Regions from separate parts of the Homo sapiens genome. Here region 1 is linked to region 2. Evidence: read pairs that join two places in POLR2A ChIA-PET (ENCODE). Cell type or tissue: Caco-2. All regions are shown on one strand. Each heading gives the region's core, and the rest is flanking DNA. Links, peaks and the distances in the headings are about the cores only.

The links. Peaks named below come from ENCODE experiments on the same cell type or tissue, not always from the same donor. Only the 100,000 strongest peaks of a DNase experiment are listed, where the experiment ranks them.
Region 1: POLR2A ChIA-PET joins it to region 2 with 12 read pairs; 2 of 35 experiments call an interaction of 5 or more read pairs at or near these places.

The regions. Positions count from the first base shown.
Region 1 is chr4:162,201,531-162,210,025 of GRCh38, forward strand. No RefSeq gene overlaps it. Among named protein-coding and RNA genes, the nearest start is that of FSTL5, 42 kb to the left of the region's middle. In Caco-2, for the core only: no CTCF peak of the experiment used is centred there; no DNase peak of the experiment used is centred there.
Region 2 is chr4:164,149,413-164,157,907 of GRCh38, forward strand. The region is part of intron 1 of MARCHF1 (membrane associated ring-CH-type finger 1); the gene reads right to left. Among named protein-coding and RNA genes, the nearest start is that of MARCHF1, 230 kb to the right of the region's middle. In Caco-2, for the core only: no CTCF peak of the experiment used is centred there; a DNase peak (open chromatin) is centred at 3,469.

The DNA.
Region 1 (8,495 bases), core at 289-8,288, 1.9 Mb before region 2:
TCTAAACGTCAACAAAATTATGTATGCATCCTGGAAATGCTGCAGAGACCGAATTAAATGGCATAGCATCTGCATTTTAACAAGACAATCATATCAAATTAGGCAAATTATATTCTTAAAAGTCTGGTTGTCAAAATACAATCTAATATGATTTATAATATTTTTAGTTTCAAAAAATGTCCACCAAGTTTTTCTACTTTCATTAATACAGATGATTAATCTGAAGGAAATGCTGAAAACCTTATCAAAAAACCATCATGTACTAATGTGTCTTTTTCAAAATGGCTTTGCATTCTTTTCATTCATCCCATCTCCATGGTCACTACACTAATGCATGCCTTCATTACCTCCCGTTTGCATTATTGTGGTAGACCACAAGAAGTAGGACTTCATCTGCTATTTTTGCCCTCCAATACAACCGCATATGACAGCTACACTGGAGTTTCTTAAGCATTATTTTTCATATACTGTGAAAAATTTTTGGTGGCTTTGACTTAAATGTTTATTTTTTAACATGCATAAATTACATCACCTTCCTCCTGTGCAATTTCTACCAGCTCACTAATTTTCTCTTCCTGTTTATCTAGTCTGTTGGGTTTCCAATTTCAAGTAATCATTTTCATTCCTACTACAATTTAATATAGTTAGATTTGGTTATTTTTAAAATTCTCTTGTCATTTTTGATATCTATTTCCTCCTTCATAATACTTTTCATACTATCTTTCCGGTCTTTAAACATATTAAATATACATATACATTTTAAGATATATTCTACTTGTGTATTGGCTGGCTTTCATTAAAGAATGTTCATTTCCAAGTCCATCTGTGAGTTTTGCTTCATTTTGTTTTGTTTGGTGTGATCTCTATACATTTATCTGTAATAAATCTTTCAGACTTATTTTTCTTAAATATTTGGTTGTACCATAAACTTTGGATAATGTCAACCTGAGACCATTTTAAATGTCTGCCTCGTTATTTCTCTGTTAGTAGGACAGTGGCCATGAAATAAGAAATCTTTTTTTTTCCTTTTTTCTGTTTTTTTTCTTTGTTTTGTTTCGTTTTTCCATCCACCCCAAAACAAAAGAGAGACAGGCAAGTATCACCATTTTCCTATGCACTGTGGAAAATTATCTAGTGTTCTCATTTCAGGTGTAGACCTTTATTAATTATATAATATCTGATCTGTCCTCTGTTTTGAAAGTTTACCTGGCTATTTTGTGCCTTTTAAGTAAAACCTTATTAAAGCATGGCTTTAGGCCACCTGGAGACAGCAACAAATACCCATGGCAAATGGCAGTTTTCTCCCTAGATTTGTTTTGACTCCTTTCCAGCCACCACAGACTTCCATTATTTTACCAATGGCTTAGCTGTGTCATTTAGTTTAATGATTTTTTTTTAGGTTTACATTTTGAATGAATTAACTTTAGACTTACAGAAGACTGGGAAAATCATGCAGAATTTTCATGTACCCTTTTACTGACCTAACCCTAGCATTCACATCTAAAGTAACTGTAGTACAATGATCTGAACCTGGGAATTAAAATGATGCTAATTTTCCAACAAAAGCATGATTTAAATTTCACCATTTTTTTCACTGCTTTTTTTTTTTCTGTTGCAGGATTCTCTAAGGATCCCACATTCCTTATAGACTACCTCTTGCAGTCCACAGCATCCCCCAGTCTTTTCTTGTCTTTCATACTTCAAAGCTTTTGTTCAGGTAATGGACATTCCTTGATTTGGGTTTATCTGACACTTTTTCACGATTCATTGAAGGTTATGCATTTTTATAGGAATGCCATGAAAAGTATATTGTACCACCTCTGTGCATCATAATGTGGAGGGTTAAGGTGTCAGTACCTGTTGTTACTAGTGATGTTGACAGGTGACAGCGTACTGGCAGCCCTCGAAGTCCTCGCTCGCTCTCGGTGCCTCCTCGGCCTCGGTGCCCACTCTGGCTGTGCTTAAGGAGCCCTTCAGCCCGCCGCTGCACTGTGGGAGCCCCTTTCTGGGCTGGCCAAGGCGGGAGCCGGCTCCCTCAGCTTGCAGGGAGGTGTGGAGGAAGAAGCACTGGCGGGAACCGGGGTGGCGCGCGGCGCTTGCGGGCCAGCTAGAGTTCCGGGTGGGCGTGGCTTGGCGGGCCCCGCACTGGGAGCGGCCGGCCGGCGCTGCCGGCCCTGGGCATTGAGGGTCTTGGCACCCGGGCCAGCAGCTGCTGAGGGTGTGCCGGGTCCCCCAGCAGTGCTGGCCCACCGGCGCTGCACTCGACTTCTCGCCGGGCCTCAGCTGCCCCGCCGCGGGGCAGGGCTTGGGACCTGCAGCCCGCCATGCCTGAGTCTGCTACCGCCCCCCAAAGGGATCCTGGAAATGACTACTCCACTCACTGTTTCTACACTGCCTTATCTCACTTAGCCTAATATCCTCCAAGTTCATCCATGTTATCACATATGGCAGAATTGTTTATACTACATTTTCTTTATTCATTCATCTGTCAGACATTTAGGTTGCTCCTATATCCTGTCAACTGTGAAATCATTTCTTGGACATGACACCAAAAGCACAGGTAATAAATGCAATATTAGAAAGTGGGACTACATCAAACTAAACAGCTTCTGCACAGCAACAGAAATAATCAACAGGTGAAAAGGCAAGCTATGGAATGGTAGAAAATATTTACAAACAATATATTTGATAAAGGGTTAATATCCAAAATACATAAGGAAGTCCTATAAGTCAATAGCATAAAAATCCAAATAACTGATTAATGGGCAAAGGACTTGAATAGACATTTCTGTAAAAGGCATACCAATGGCCAATAGGTACATGAAAAAATGCTCAGCATCACTAATTATGAGGGAAAAGCAAATTAAATCTACAAGTGAGATATTGCTTCACATCTTTTAATTTGCATAATCTAAAAAGATAAGTTTTAGCAAGGCTGTGGAGGAATTGGAACCTTTATACATTGCTGGTGAGAATGTAAAATGGTGCATTTGCTATGGAAAACAGTATTTTTTAAAAAAAATTAAAAATAGAATTACCATATGATCAAACAATTTCACACTTGGTTTTATATCAAAAAAATAGAAATCAGGATCTTGAAGAGATATATGTAGTCCCATGTTTATTGCAGAATTATTCACAATATCCAAGCTGTGGAAACCACCTAACTGTTCATGGACGTGTTTTCTTCACATCCTTTTTTTTTCTTTTTTCTTTTTTTTATTTTATTATTATTATACTTTAAGTTTTAGGGTACATGTGCACAATGTGCAGGTTAGTTACATATGTATACATGTGCCATGCTGGTGTGCTGCACCCATTAACTCATCATTTAGCATTAGGTATGTCTCCTAATGCTATCCCTCCCCCATCCCCCCACTCCACAACAATCCCCAGAGTGTGATGTTCCCCTTCCTGTGTCCATGTGTTCTCATTGTTCAATTCCCACCTATGAGTGAGAACATGTGGTGTTTAGTTTTTTGTCCTTGCGATAGTTTACTGAGAATGATGATTTCCAATTTCATCCATGTCCCTACAAAGGACATGAACTCATCATTTTTTATGGCTGCATAGTATTCCATGGGGTATATGTGCCACATTTTCTTAATCCAGTCTATCATTGTTGGACATTTGGGTTATGGCAGCACATCCTTTTTTTTTCTTACATGGAGAGTAATAGATTATAGATTTTTCTTGTGATCTGCTCTTTTTCACTTAACAGTGTATCATGTATCCTAGAAATCACTGGATATCAGTTCACAGAAATCTTCCTCTTTCCGTTTTACAGCTGCATAATACTCCATTGTGTAAAAGTTGCATAGTTTACACAACCATTTTCCTATGAATGGGCATTTAGAATGTTTCCCATATTTTGCAATTCCAAACAGTATGCCAAAGAATAATCATGTTCATCTTCATTTTTGTAATTTTAGAGGCATATCTTCAATATATATTGCCAGAAGTGGGATTAATAGGTCAAAGGTAAATAAATAAAATATCGCTGACCATTATTAAAGTATTCTGTATAAGGTGTTTCTTTCTGGATAATAAGTAAGCCACTCGAGACAAATAAACATTTAATGTAATTCTTTAAAAAATAATACCATTTCTATTTGGAGAATTCTGCTAAACAGCTTTCAGGACAAGCTTCTCAAGTATGATAATAATAATTTTTCAACACAAAATCCTATCTATCAAAAGCATCAACCAAACAGTGATGCAGCTATTTTTATAGATGCAACAGATATCATAAAATAGATTTGTTCTTTTGATTGTGAACTAAGCAAATTCTACTCTAAAAATTAATGTGGAAACAAATGTTTTTTAGTTATTTTAAATCTAAGTGTGATTCTCATAGTTTTATGCCTTGTTAAAACCATGAAGAGTTAAAAAGGTGATGACCTCAATGTTTGGCAAGATTTTTTTTTATTTGACTCTATTTCTTTGTAGAATAGTGAAGCTATTCATCTTTTTTTCTGAAATTTGTCATTGAAAATATTTCCACCAATTTGTCCAGATGAAAAAGTCTAAGGAACAAGATTTTCAATATTCTCACTACGTATTTACTCTAGTATTTCTACTTCTCAACCCCAATTCTGTGACCATATTCTCAATTATAATGAATGATATGAAGATTCAAAAAATGTAGAATTAATATACATTAGTAGGACCTGAAGTTGACAATTTTAAAGGGGTTGTAAAAGAGAATCAATTCTCCTAAATTAGATCAAGCCTGCAGACTTCCAAAATCATACTGTAGTATTCTTAAAAAGAAGTTGCAAGTGATATTTATCATTTAATGCATGTTCGTTATTTTGAGGCAATATGGAGTGGTAGAAGAAAAATTATGACAGGCAAACATAATACAACTTCTTAAAAAGGACATGAGAACAATTGACATTGTTATAAATGTAAGGATTTCAAAATCGAGTTGAAAGTTTAGAATTACTTCTGTGAGAATCAAAAACATGTTGCTGTTTTGGGAAAGAAAAATGACTGTTGAGTGATTATTAAGTTCTAGCAAATATTACAAATATATTTTTAAATGAATAAAAAACATGGTTACATGTTTTGGGGGTTTTGTTTGTTTTCTTAGTTAGATAGCATGCTTTTATAATAGCCCTATTAAAAATAGATATGTAATTTTTATAAATGAGGTTTAGGCCAAAACAGCTATACATTTATATGATCAGAGTATTGTTAAACTGATGAATATGGGGTTAAAATGACAAAGTGTATCAAATGTTATTTAGAGAATTACTTTTTAAAATGCATACAGAAAATCTTCTGAAAAGAGTTGCTTGGTCCTACAAAAGAAGTATAGTAATATTTCAATATCAATGATTGCTTATTTTTCTGATTCATTATGAAGTATCTTGTCATTTCAGCTTTAATCTTTTTTGAAGAGAGAAATACATGATTTAGTAATAATAGATACTTAGATACCTCATGTCTTAGTCCATTTTGTGTTGCTATAATAGAATACATGTGGCTGGGTAATTTACAAAGAAAAGAAGTTTAGAAACCTACAGAGTATTCTAAATACTTTGAATATTTAGCTTAGTGTTCTACAGGCTGGGAAGTTCAAGGTCATGGCCCTAGCTTTAGCAAGGGCTTTCGTGCTGCTTCATAACATGGTGGAGAATGTCAAAGAGGAAGCAGACACATGTGAAGGGCAAACCCTGAGGAGCATCCTCACTTTAGAACAATCCACTCTCATGGGAACTAATCCTTTCCTGTAAGAACTAATCCAGTCTCACCAGAGCAAGAACTCACTCATTCTTGTGAGAACAGCATCAAGCCATTTTTGTGAGAGCTGCTCTTATGACCAAAATACCTCCCACTTGGCCTATAACCCCAACAGCACCATATTGGAAATCAAGTTTCAAAGTGAGTTTTGATGGGGACAAATTCAAACCATAGCACCTCACCTTCAATAATGGATAGAACAACTGGACAGAAATATAACAAGCAAATAGAAAACGTAAGGAACTTTATAAAAAAACTAGATTTAACAGAAATCTATGGAATAATTAACCTAGAAGCAGCAGAATACAAATTGTTCCCCAATACACATGAAACATTCTCAGAGAAAGACTAGATTGTTAGGCATTTAAAAAGCCATATTAAATGGAAAGTGTTAAATCACAGAAAGGTTATTTTCTGACCATAATTGAATTAAATTAAAATCAGTAATAGAAGTAAATTTTGGAAACTTAAAATCTATGGAAATGATATGACACTCCTATTTAATCAATAGATTTTTTAAAAATTACAAAGGATATTATGAAATACTTTTATGAGTGAAAAGTACAACATGATATACCTATAGGCTGCAGTTAAGGCAGGGGTTATAAAGGAATTTACAGCTGTAACAACCAACCTTAAGAAACTAGAAAAGGAGGAGTACACTAAACTCAAAACAAGAAGAATGAAGGAAGTAAGTTAAAAAATGAAACAGAGCAAAGAAAAATAATAAAGACAACTGACAAAACTCAAAGTTTGTGTTTTGAACAGAAAAAAAATAGCCAACTTTTAGCTGAACTAACCAAGAAAAGAAAGAAGACTTAAATTATTAAAACCAAGAATGAAAGAGAGGACATCACTGTTGACTTTACTGAAATTAAAGGGATTATAAATAAGATAAGGCTATAAACAATTGTATGCCAGTATAGTAAATAACCTAGACAAACGAAACAAATTCCTAGAAAGACACACTCCAAAACTGATTCAAGAAGAGATAAAGAATCTGAATGCAACTACAAGCAAAGAGAGTACATTAATTGAAAAAATAAAACTTCTCACAAATAAAAGTTCAGGCACAGATGACTTCACTGGTGACTTCTACCAAATGTTTAAAGACTAATATAAATCCTTAACAAACTCATGCACAAAAACAGAGAAATACAACAGAAGGGAATACTTTCCAACTCATTCCATGACACCAATTTCACCTGAATCCTTACACTGGAAAAAGACTTCACAAGAAATACAAACAACAACTAAAAACAAGTAGGCAATATAAATATAGACACAAGCATCCACAACCAAATACTAATGAACTGGATTGCATAATATAAAAGGATTATAAAAAAGGATTATATAACGTGACCAAAAAGGATTTATCCCAGTAATGCAACAGGTTTAATGTATAAAAGTTCAATCAAGGTAATACATCATACGAATAGAACAAAAGGCAAACACAACATGGTCATCTCAATAGAGTCATAAACAATCATTTGGTAAAATTCAACACCCTTTTTATGATAGAAACACTCAGTAAACTAGGAATGTAAGGGAGCTTCTTCAACCTGATAATTGTAATCTATAAAACGATAACATCTTACTTAATATGAAAGATTGAATGCATTACTATTAAAGTAAGGAATCATACAAAGATATCTGCTTTCATCATTTCTATTCAATGTTGTCCTGGTGGTGACAATATTGTCCTGGAGACATGAGCCACCATACCCAGCCCCAATTCAAACATGGGCAAATTCAAACAAGCCAATTCAAACATGGGCAAAAGGTTTAAATAGACTTTCCTCCAAAGTAGATATACAAGTAATCTTTAAGCACATGAAAAGATGCTCAATATATTTAGTCATTAGTGAAATGTAAATCAAAACTTCAACGAGGTACCACTTCACACACACTAGGATGAATTTACTAGGCAACAAGTGCTGTTGCTGCTGTGGAAAAATTTGAATCCTCATGCATGGCTGATGAGAATGTCAAGTGCACAACCGCTTTGGAAAATACATTGTCAGTTACTCAAAAAGCTAAATAAGCATTGCCATATGACCCAGAGATTCTGCCTCTAAGAACATAACCAAGAGAATTGAAAACATATGCCCAGGAAAAAATTTGACACAATTGTTCAAATCAGCATATTTATTATTTATAGTAATTGAAAGGTGGAATAAGCCAAATGTTTGTAGCTTATGAATGGTTAAACAAAATATGATATATACGAATGATAGAATAATATTTGACAATAAAAATAAATTAAGGACTAATACACTTTACAATGAGGAAGAACCTAGAAAATGTTATAAGTGAAAGAAAACAGCCATGTACAACACATATTGTGCAATTACATGGTAAATCTAGACTAGGCAAATTTATAGAGACAAAATAGATTAGTGGTTGCCAGTGGTTAGGAGAAGGAAAAAATGGACAGAGACTGCTTTTAAGTACAAGGTTTCTTTTTGGAGTAAAGAAAATGTCTAAAATTAGATGGTGATGATGGTTGCACAGCTCTGTGAATTGTACACTTTAAAAGAGTGCGTTTTCTAATATGTAAATGGTATCTCAATAAATTTATTAGAAAAAAAGAAGTTATAATCAAAGAACTGCTGACTCTGGGAAATGAAGAGGATTTGGAAAACAAAGCATATCTTAACTGCTTATGTGAATATATTTTTCAAAGAGAAGAAAAAATAAAAAGACGAATTTACTCATTTTGATCAGGAAGAAATTTGAATCATAGT
Region 2 (8,495 bases), core at 243-8,242:
CATGGAATATATTGTTCAGAGAGTGGAGTAAGAAGACGTTTAAATGGCACAACAACCAGGGAATAGACAAAGCCTAGAAAAGTTTATCATAACATATCGGCTTTCTCGAGAAATGACTGCTTTTCAGAGCTTTTCTTCTTTTTAATCAATACATTTTTTATTAAACGTTGTCTTTGTTTTCCAAAGCTGGTTCCTTAGCAACAGCTTCAAGGACTCCTTCAGTAAAAACAGCCATTTTTAGATTCGGGTCAGTAGTAAAAATTCCTGGTTTTGGTCAAGAATACCATGAATCCACACAGTTTTGGATATACTTAAAGTGAGATAAATGAGAAGATTCTAGAGCATACATTTTGGATGAATGATGTAAAGAAATTTAAATGGTTTGAGGTGTGGATTAACTTGTGAATGTCTGGATATTTCATAAATTTATGTTGAATTTTCAAACTTCTGACATTCAAACGTCATTAATCATGACATTTATTGCAGCCATTAGTGTCTCATTCAGGGCTGGCCCACATGAAAAGTAATCTGATTTCCTGATTTACTGATGAAAATCTCTTTGTTACTCAATAGGATAAATTATTTGTGCTCTGAGTGTTTCTATTTAGACACTATATTATTGTCTCATAAAACGATGTGATGGAACAGTTACTGCCAAAAACAGCATAAAATAAGCAACTGTTAGGTTTTATGTGCACACAATTAGAAAGTGATTCCATTACAAGTTAATTACAGAGATTAATTCCTATTTAGAATCTGTCACAGAGGTCAAATACATAAATTTTATTCTTAGAGTTTACCTGGAGAGATAATAATGAATTTCAAGTAATTTGTTACAAACTTTATTTTTAAAAACTTTGGGAGTGCTCAAGTGTTGTGTGCTTTGCAAAAGTAAAGCACTAATTTCAAGTCTTTCCCAGGGTATAAATGCTTCCACTAACCACAGGGATTGTACCAAAAGTCACTGCATATAAACCCCTCTTTGAGACTTGTGTGTCTGCAAATAGGTCGTTACATATAACAAGCAACGTCATTGGTTTCCTCTCATGGAGAACAGGTATTCTTTAAAAAAGCAGCAAAGTCTAATTGGAAAAAATAAATTTCAGCTGTGATTGTTCTGACCTTGCCCTACTCTGGTGGTCTTGAGCTTGGTCCTGTTTAAGCTTGGCTCTGCTCTGGGTATACCTTGACCTTGGTTCTTTTTGAGGAATAAACTGACCAGGAGTAAACAAAGTGTCGATTCTCTTCTACTCTAGACTTGGACCATTTCAACAAGACATGAAAATAGAATAGTTCATTTCTTGAAATACATTTATTTATTAAAACCACACATTTTCATAAAGAAAATATATCTGTAGACAAATAATTGTCTCCGAAAGATGTTCACGTACTAATGTCCAGAATCTAGAAATATGTTACATAGCAAAGGAGAATTAGGGTAGCAAATAGAATTATGGTTGTTAATCAGCTGGTATCCTGGACCATCTGAGTGGGCCCAAAGTAATCACAAGTGTCCTTGAATGGGAATAGGAGGGCAAAAGTGTCAGTGGTGGAGTGCTGTGATGTGAGAAAGTCTCGACTGGCCATTGCTGGCTTGGAAGATGAAAGAAAATCACAGTCAAGGACCTTTCAAAACTGGAAAAGGAAAGGAGATAGATTCTTCCTAGAGCCTCCAGAAAGAACATGATGCTGACATTTGATTTGAGCCCAAGGAGATCCACTTTGGGCTCCAGAACTCTAAGAAAATAAATGTGAATTGTTTTAAGACAATGTATGCAATAATTTGTAGTAACAGCAATAGAAACGAAGACAGTGATGAATAGGAGAGCTAAGACAGTTCTAAGGAGAAAAAACATTACAGAAGCTCCTCTATTTGAATTTTGAAAGATTGGTTGCAAGTCCATTTGTTCATTAAGTTCAAAATTACGGAAACTACCACCAGTGCCATCAGTTGAGTGGTGACAGGGGTGATATCCTTTGTTCTCAGACAGAACTTTATTCTTATCTATGAAATTTTGTAAACTGAAAGATTGAAAATAGAGGTGCTTTTTAATGTTACAAACAATAGTCCTTTGCCTGGAGCAATACTTCCTATGTTGTACTTGTCTCAGACTAAAGAAATTGTGCTCAGAATTGGGCATATTCTTTATCTCCATTTCTGAGCTTGCTATGCTCACAGGATTTGACTCTGAAAACAGCTCCATCATCTTCCCCAAGGGCTCAACCAAGCCTCTCCTATTCCACTGGAGCCACTACATGCAAAGAAGGCACTGACTGCTAGCCTAAATGCTTTTCAGGTTATTTCATGTTATGATTTTATTTAAAATAGTAAAATAAAATTAAAAGTATTTCTTTCTAACTCAGCCCACGCCCCCCCCAAAAAAATATATTGGCCAACGTCCTAATTCCCTAGCCTCTAACCACCTTAAGCTTCTACTTCATGTGTTTATAGAACTGCAGCTTTCTTGACCTTTCCAATTATTCAGTTTTTATTGACCTTTGCCCTTCACAATCTTACCAAGAATTTCTTGGTTGGGCAGCTGTTGTTAGCTTCTATAATTCTAACCATATCTATACACTCATTTATTCTATATATTTAGTGCCTACTGTTTGCCAAGCATTATTCTGAGTCCTGCAGTTGCAATATGAATAAGAATGATAAAATCCTTGCCCTTATGAAATGTTTATGTTCTAATGGAAATGGGGGACGATAGAAAATAAACAAATAAACATGTACCTACATATATACATACATAAAGGATTGTGATTTCAGGTGGTGATACTTGGTGTAAGTGAAATCAAACCATGGGAACCAGAGTGATGTAGAGGAGATTACTTTAGCTAAGATGGTATCATAATTATTCTGAATTTTTAAAATATATATTGTATTTCATCATTTCTTACTTTCTGCTGTCCCATATTTCCAGATAATTAGAAATGAGGACTAAGCTCCGATTTTTTATCTTACCCAAATTCCTACCTAAGGGGTCTAGGGAGTCATGCTCTATAAACCAGGAATTCTCATCAGATGGGTTTTATTTGATCCTATATATTGTGACATACTTTTCAATCTGACTCTGGCATAACATTATGAAACAAGGAAAAAAATATTTAACCCCAAAATACATTTCCTTGACATACCTTGAAATTGCCCTGCAAAGTCTCTTGGGGGAAAAGTCCATATTCTATAGAGAATCCCCTTCCCCCTTTGTTTTCCTTCTTTCCTTCCCAGATCCAGGAGACAATCAACTAAGAGCCAGGCACCCTTTCAAGTTCGATAAAAAACAATTTACAACCTGCTCTTCTCTAAAGTCTGCTATCTAAAAGCTTATCTGCACAATGAAACTTGGTCTCCACAATCCTTTATGTTTACCCTGAACATTCCTTTCTATCAATCCTAGGCCTTTAGACAAACTCAACCAATTGTCAACCAGAAAATGTTTAAATTTACCTATAGCCTGGAAGTCCACCCCCCACCCACCCCAGTTTGAGTCGTTCCGCCTTCCCAAACCAAACCAATGGATTTCTTAATAGTATTTTATTGATGTCTCTTGCCTTCCTAAAATATATAAAATCAAGCTGTACCCTACACTTTGGGCACATGTTCTCAGAACCTCCCGAAAGCTGTGTCATGAGCCATGATCACTCATATTTAGTGCAGAATAAATCTTTTCAAATATTTTATAGAGATTGACTCTTTTCATCAACAGAGAATATATATATATAAACTGGCATTTTAGGTGAAAATAATGATTAGATTGCATATACTAATGCACACAAACAGAAACACACAAATCTTCACTAACCATCAACCACTAAAGCAGTCACTTACACTACCTTAGATTTTACAATTCTGTTAATTTTTATTACACCTATTCTCTTTTTATCGACTTAAAAACCATCCCTACCCTTTTAAACAAGAAAACTTTGTAACACATCTTATAGAAGGAATAACTCAAACTCAAGTACCCATCCAGTGGAAAAATAACCATTGAAATAAAATCAAAATATATAAACACAAGTTGTTAAATTAAGTTTGAAATATTGAAAATTAGCCAGACTGTCACTCACACAATAGCACCTGTATAAGAATATAATAATAATTTAATAATTTAATAAAGAAAGTCCACCCACATGGGAAAAGCAATTTGGCCAACTTTGATTAAAAATGGATTAACTTTTTACAAATTAGCATTTATGAATAAATGACACTTTTATGCAAAAGCATTCTCCATAGACAAAATATGCTGATTTTATACATCATACAAACAACCAAAACTAAAAATTGAAAAGAAAAATTCATCACAGATTAAAAAGCTATCTCTTCTTGTGCATTTAAAATATAATTTGATTTTTTAAATCTAAATTTATGCTTTTAAAACAAATATGCTATTAACAAAAGTCATAAAAAACAACATGTATGATATATACATATATAACAATGTATACAAAGTATGATACACTAAAATATTAATGACTTTTCTTTGAAGTCTTAAGTTTACTGTTAATGACAGATTCAGAAATAGCTTTCTAAACTATAAACAGCCAGAGAAGTGTCATTGCTCTATTAACCTGTTCTATATTGTCTTTTCTGCCACTCAAGAGCTAGCCTAAATGTAAACTGGGTACATTGCACATATTTTGGGTTATATATGTGAAATATTTTTAAACAAATATTCTTTCAAAAGACAATAAAATTGTTTACATGTACTTCTGTGTGTTTTATGAAGTAAATATTAGCAATAATAGGCTTCATAGCTAGCTATTTAAATGTAAAAAATATCTTGCCATTTGCCATTAGGCCATTTAAAAGAAAAAGAAAAAGTTTCTAGTCATGCTGTAAAATTTGGGATGGATGCCTTGAAAATACCTAAGGTAGAATTAGATCTTTTAGAAATGGAACAAAGTCTAAAAATCATTTAGCCTCTATCCACACGTTATAGATGAGGAAACTGGTTTACAGATATGTTAAGGGTTTTGATTCAAGTAATTCAAGTAATTAGTGACATCATGTGATTAACTTCATGACCCAAACTCTGAGCCTGGGTCTTTTCCAACTTCATCATATTTTGCTGTACTCATTGTGAAACAGGAGAGTTCCCTGACCCCCACTTGCAGAACATGCAACAGGGGTGTGGCTCTCTGTTCAGCCACCACAAGCTCAAACCCCTTACGGGACGGGAAGCACGCAGATGGGCAGGTGCAGGAAATGAGGGGAGCTCTTTTGGGCTCTGGCCCCACAGCAGCATCTAAGGGTAGGAGTCTGAGACTCCCAAAGCCCAAGTGGGTGTGTGTTACAGTGCACTCTTTTAGCCTTGCCATCCATGGATGGCTTAAGGGTTAACCAGCTCAGTGGACCCTCTGCCTTTTTGCAAGGGCAGGGGACGATTGTGCCAGCTTTCTGTATCCCAAGATCTTGTCCAGCATCCCAGAAGACTCAGGTCACACACGGACTTGAAGGATGAATATGGGGGTTTTATTGAGTGGTGGAGGTGGCTCTCAGCAGGCTGGATGGGGAGCTGGACAGGGAATGGAGTGGGAAAATGATCTTCCCCTGGAGTTTGGCCATCCAGCAGCTAATTCTCCGACTGTCCCCAGCCAAACTCCTCCTAACATTCCTTTTCTTCTCATCCTCTCTGCCACACCATTCTGTTGTTTGTCTGTTCGTCTCCTCATCTGCTTCTGGAGCCTGGGGTTTGGGATTTATATGGGCATAAGATAGGGGGCATGGTGGGCCAAAAGGCAACTTTTTGGCTGCGAAAATAGAAATGCCTGTTCTTACTTGGGTCTGTGGGTATCCAGGCTTAAGGGTGGGGCCTTTGCCAGGGAACCACTCTCTTCTACCTAGTATTTCCCTGTCTCCTGTCCATATCAATTGGAAATCTCTTACCTGTTCGTTATAATTTATCAAACTAAACTTTCAAAAAAAAAAGAAATGCATTTTTAATTTTTCATATAGTTAGCATTACTCAACATTTCAAGAATACCAGTAATTTATTAAAATTCCACTAACTTTACTGAAGAGCTAATAATGTGATTTAATTTCCTGAGTTCAAAGAAAGATTTTGATGCAGCAAAATATATGTTCTCTAGTCTTGGTTCTCTACACACTTAACAGTTCTTGTTAGGGCTATGGATTTAGGAATTTCTATTAAAAGATTTTTTTCAAAGCAAGTCGAATACCACATGTTCTCACTTACAAGTGGGAGCTAAATAATGTATACATTGACATAGAGGATGGAATAATAGATGTGGAGACTTGGTGGGGGGAAGGGATGAGAAATTACTTAATGGGTATAATACCCATTAATAATACACTATTCAGGTGGTGGTTACAGACTTCACCACTATACAATGTATTCATGTAACAAAACTGAACTTGTACCCCTTAAATTGATGCAATAAATTTTTAAAGAGATTTTTGTGTAAAGCAAATCTTAGTATCCACAAGATACTAAGAGCTCCCCTCTGTTTCTCCTCATCTTACTTTCTCCCTCAAAATGATTTTCATCTTTCAGTTGTGATACAAAGTAGCATATATTAGTGGTAATAAATCATAATTTTCGGGGGAAGTATCTACTTCTGTAATGAAAAACTATCAAAAGACTTAATGGACTGTTTCAATCAGCTTTAGGTCATTAAAACCAGAGGTTTCTTCAAAGATGGTTTATAGACTATTTACTCCAGAATTACCTAGGGCTCTTGTTGAAATGGGAAATCTGGGTTCAATTGTAATCCTACTGAACTTAACTTTTAGAGGTGAGGCCCCCAGTTCTACATTTTTAACAAGAACTCCAAAAAATTTTTCTCGCACAAAACTATTGAAGTTTTTGAAGACAGTGACAGCATGTTTGTCTTAGATATTCATTGTTCATTTAAAAATGTCTAGTATATAGTCCCAAACTAGTATTTAATTAATTAAACAAAATTAACTCTGACTTCAGTAGGAAAATGGGGGAGGAATGGAGTCCATAGAGAAATGGGGAAGAGAAAACTCAAATTCTTGTGTTTTTTTAATTTTTATTTTTGGAGACAGGGTCTCACTCTGTTGCTCAGGCTGGAGTGCAGTGGCACCATCTCTGCTCACTGCAACCTCTGCCTTCTGGGCTCAAGCCATCCTCCTATCTCAGCCTCCTGTGTAGCTGGGACTACAGGCACACACCACCACATCTGGCTAATTTTTGTATTTTTTAGAGAAGGAGTTTCACCATGTTGCCCAGGTCGGTCTCAAACTCCTGAGCTCAAGCAATCCACTCACCTTGGATTACAGGCTCCCAAAGTGCTGGGATTACAGGCGTTAGTCACCATGCCCGCCCTTAATTCTTGTCATTTTATAGGAGATGAATAATGTCACATATATCCCATCCTAATTCAGGAATCCTCCAGACTATGCCCATGTATCTGTTTATAGGCCCATTTTGAGTACCTATGATATGCAAAAACTCCACCAGCTGGAGACATGCTTCTCATTTGATCTTCAAAGCATCTCACCCCATACTAGTTTTTTCAAATGAAATAATTGAGATTTGTTCATGCGTTAAAGAACTTGATTACATTCTGCACCTAAACAATGATGCTAAGACTAGACATCAATTATATTTGAACTTCAGTTTAAGTATTTTTCCTCTAACTTTGCTACTTCTCTCACTCTTATAAATTGCTTTTTGTATCTCTGATATATATGCACATTTAAATGTATTTATTTCTCCATAGATGGAAAATCTTAAGAACTATAATTTATAAATTTAAATATTTACAATATTAAAAGATATTATGGTATATATTAACATGTTCTCTTATATTAATATATATAATTCATACTTATAGTTTCAATAAACCTAAAATTAGCACATTGGAAAGTATAGTTCTTTAAACTGATGTTAAGATAACTATATTAACATCTTTACAAGACAACTTCTGAGCATAACATTATTCACGATTAAACAAAATATTTTTCCTTAAAAAATAAAAGGAGGCTTCACAGTTTGTGAAAATAATGCATATTGCTCTGTGTTCAAAAACTGTTCCTTACATCTTGTTTATTACTTTGCATATTGTATTAGTTTCCTAGGGCTACAATAACAAAACACCACAAACTGAGTAGATTAGAACAACAGAAACATGCTGTTTTGCAGTTCTGGAAGCTTGAAATCAAGATGTCAGCAGGGCCACGCTCGCTCTGAAACCTGTAGGGGAGTCCTACTTTGTCTCTGTCTAGCATCTGGGTAATTCTTGACTTGGATCTGTGCAAGTCCAGTCTCTGCCTTCATCCCGGTGTGGTGCTCTCCTTGTGTGTGTTTGTGTGTTCCCATGATCATCTTCTCAAAAAGACACCAGTATACTGGATTAGGAGCCCACTCTATTCCACTATGACCTCATCTTAACTAATTACAAAGTTCCAAATAGGGACACATTCTGAGGTACTTGGAGTTATGATTACAACATATATTTTTCTTTTGTGAGGGAGGGATTACAAGTCAACCCAAAATACACAT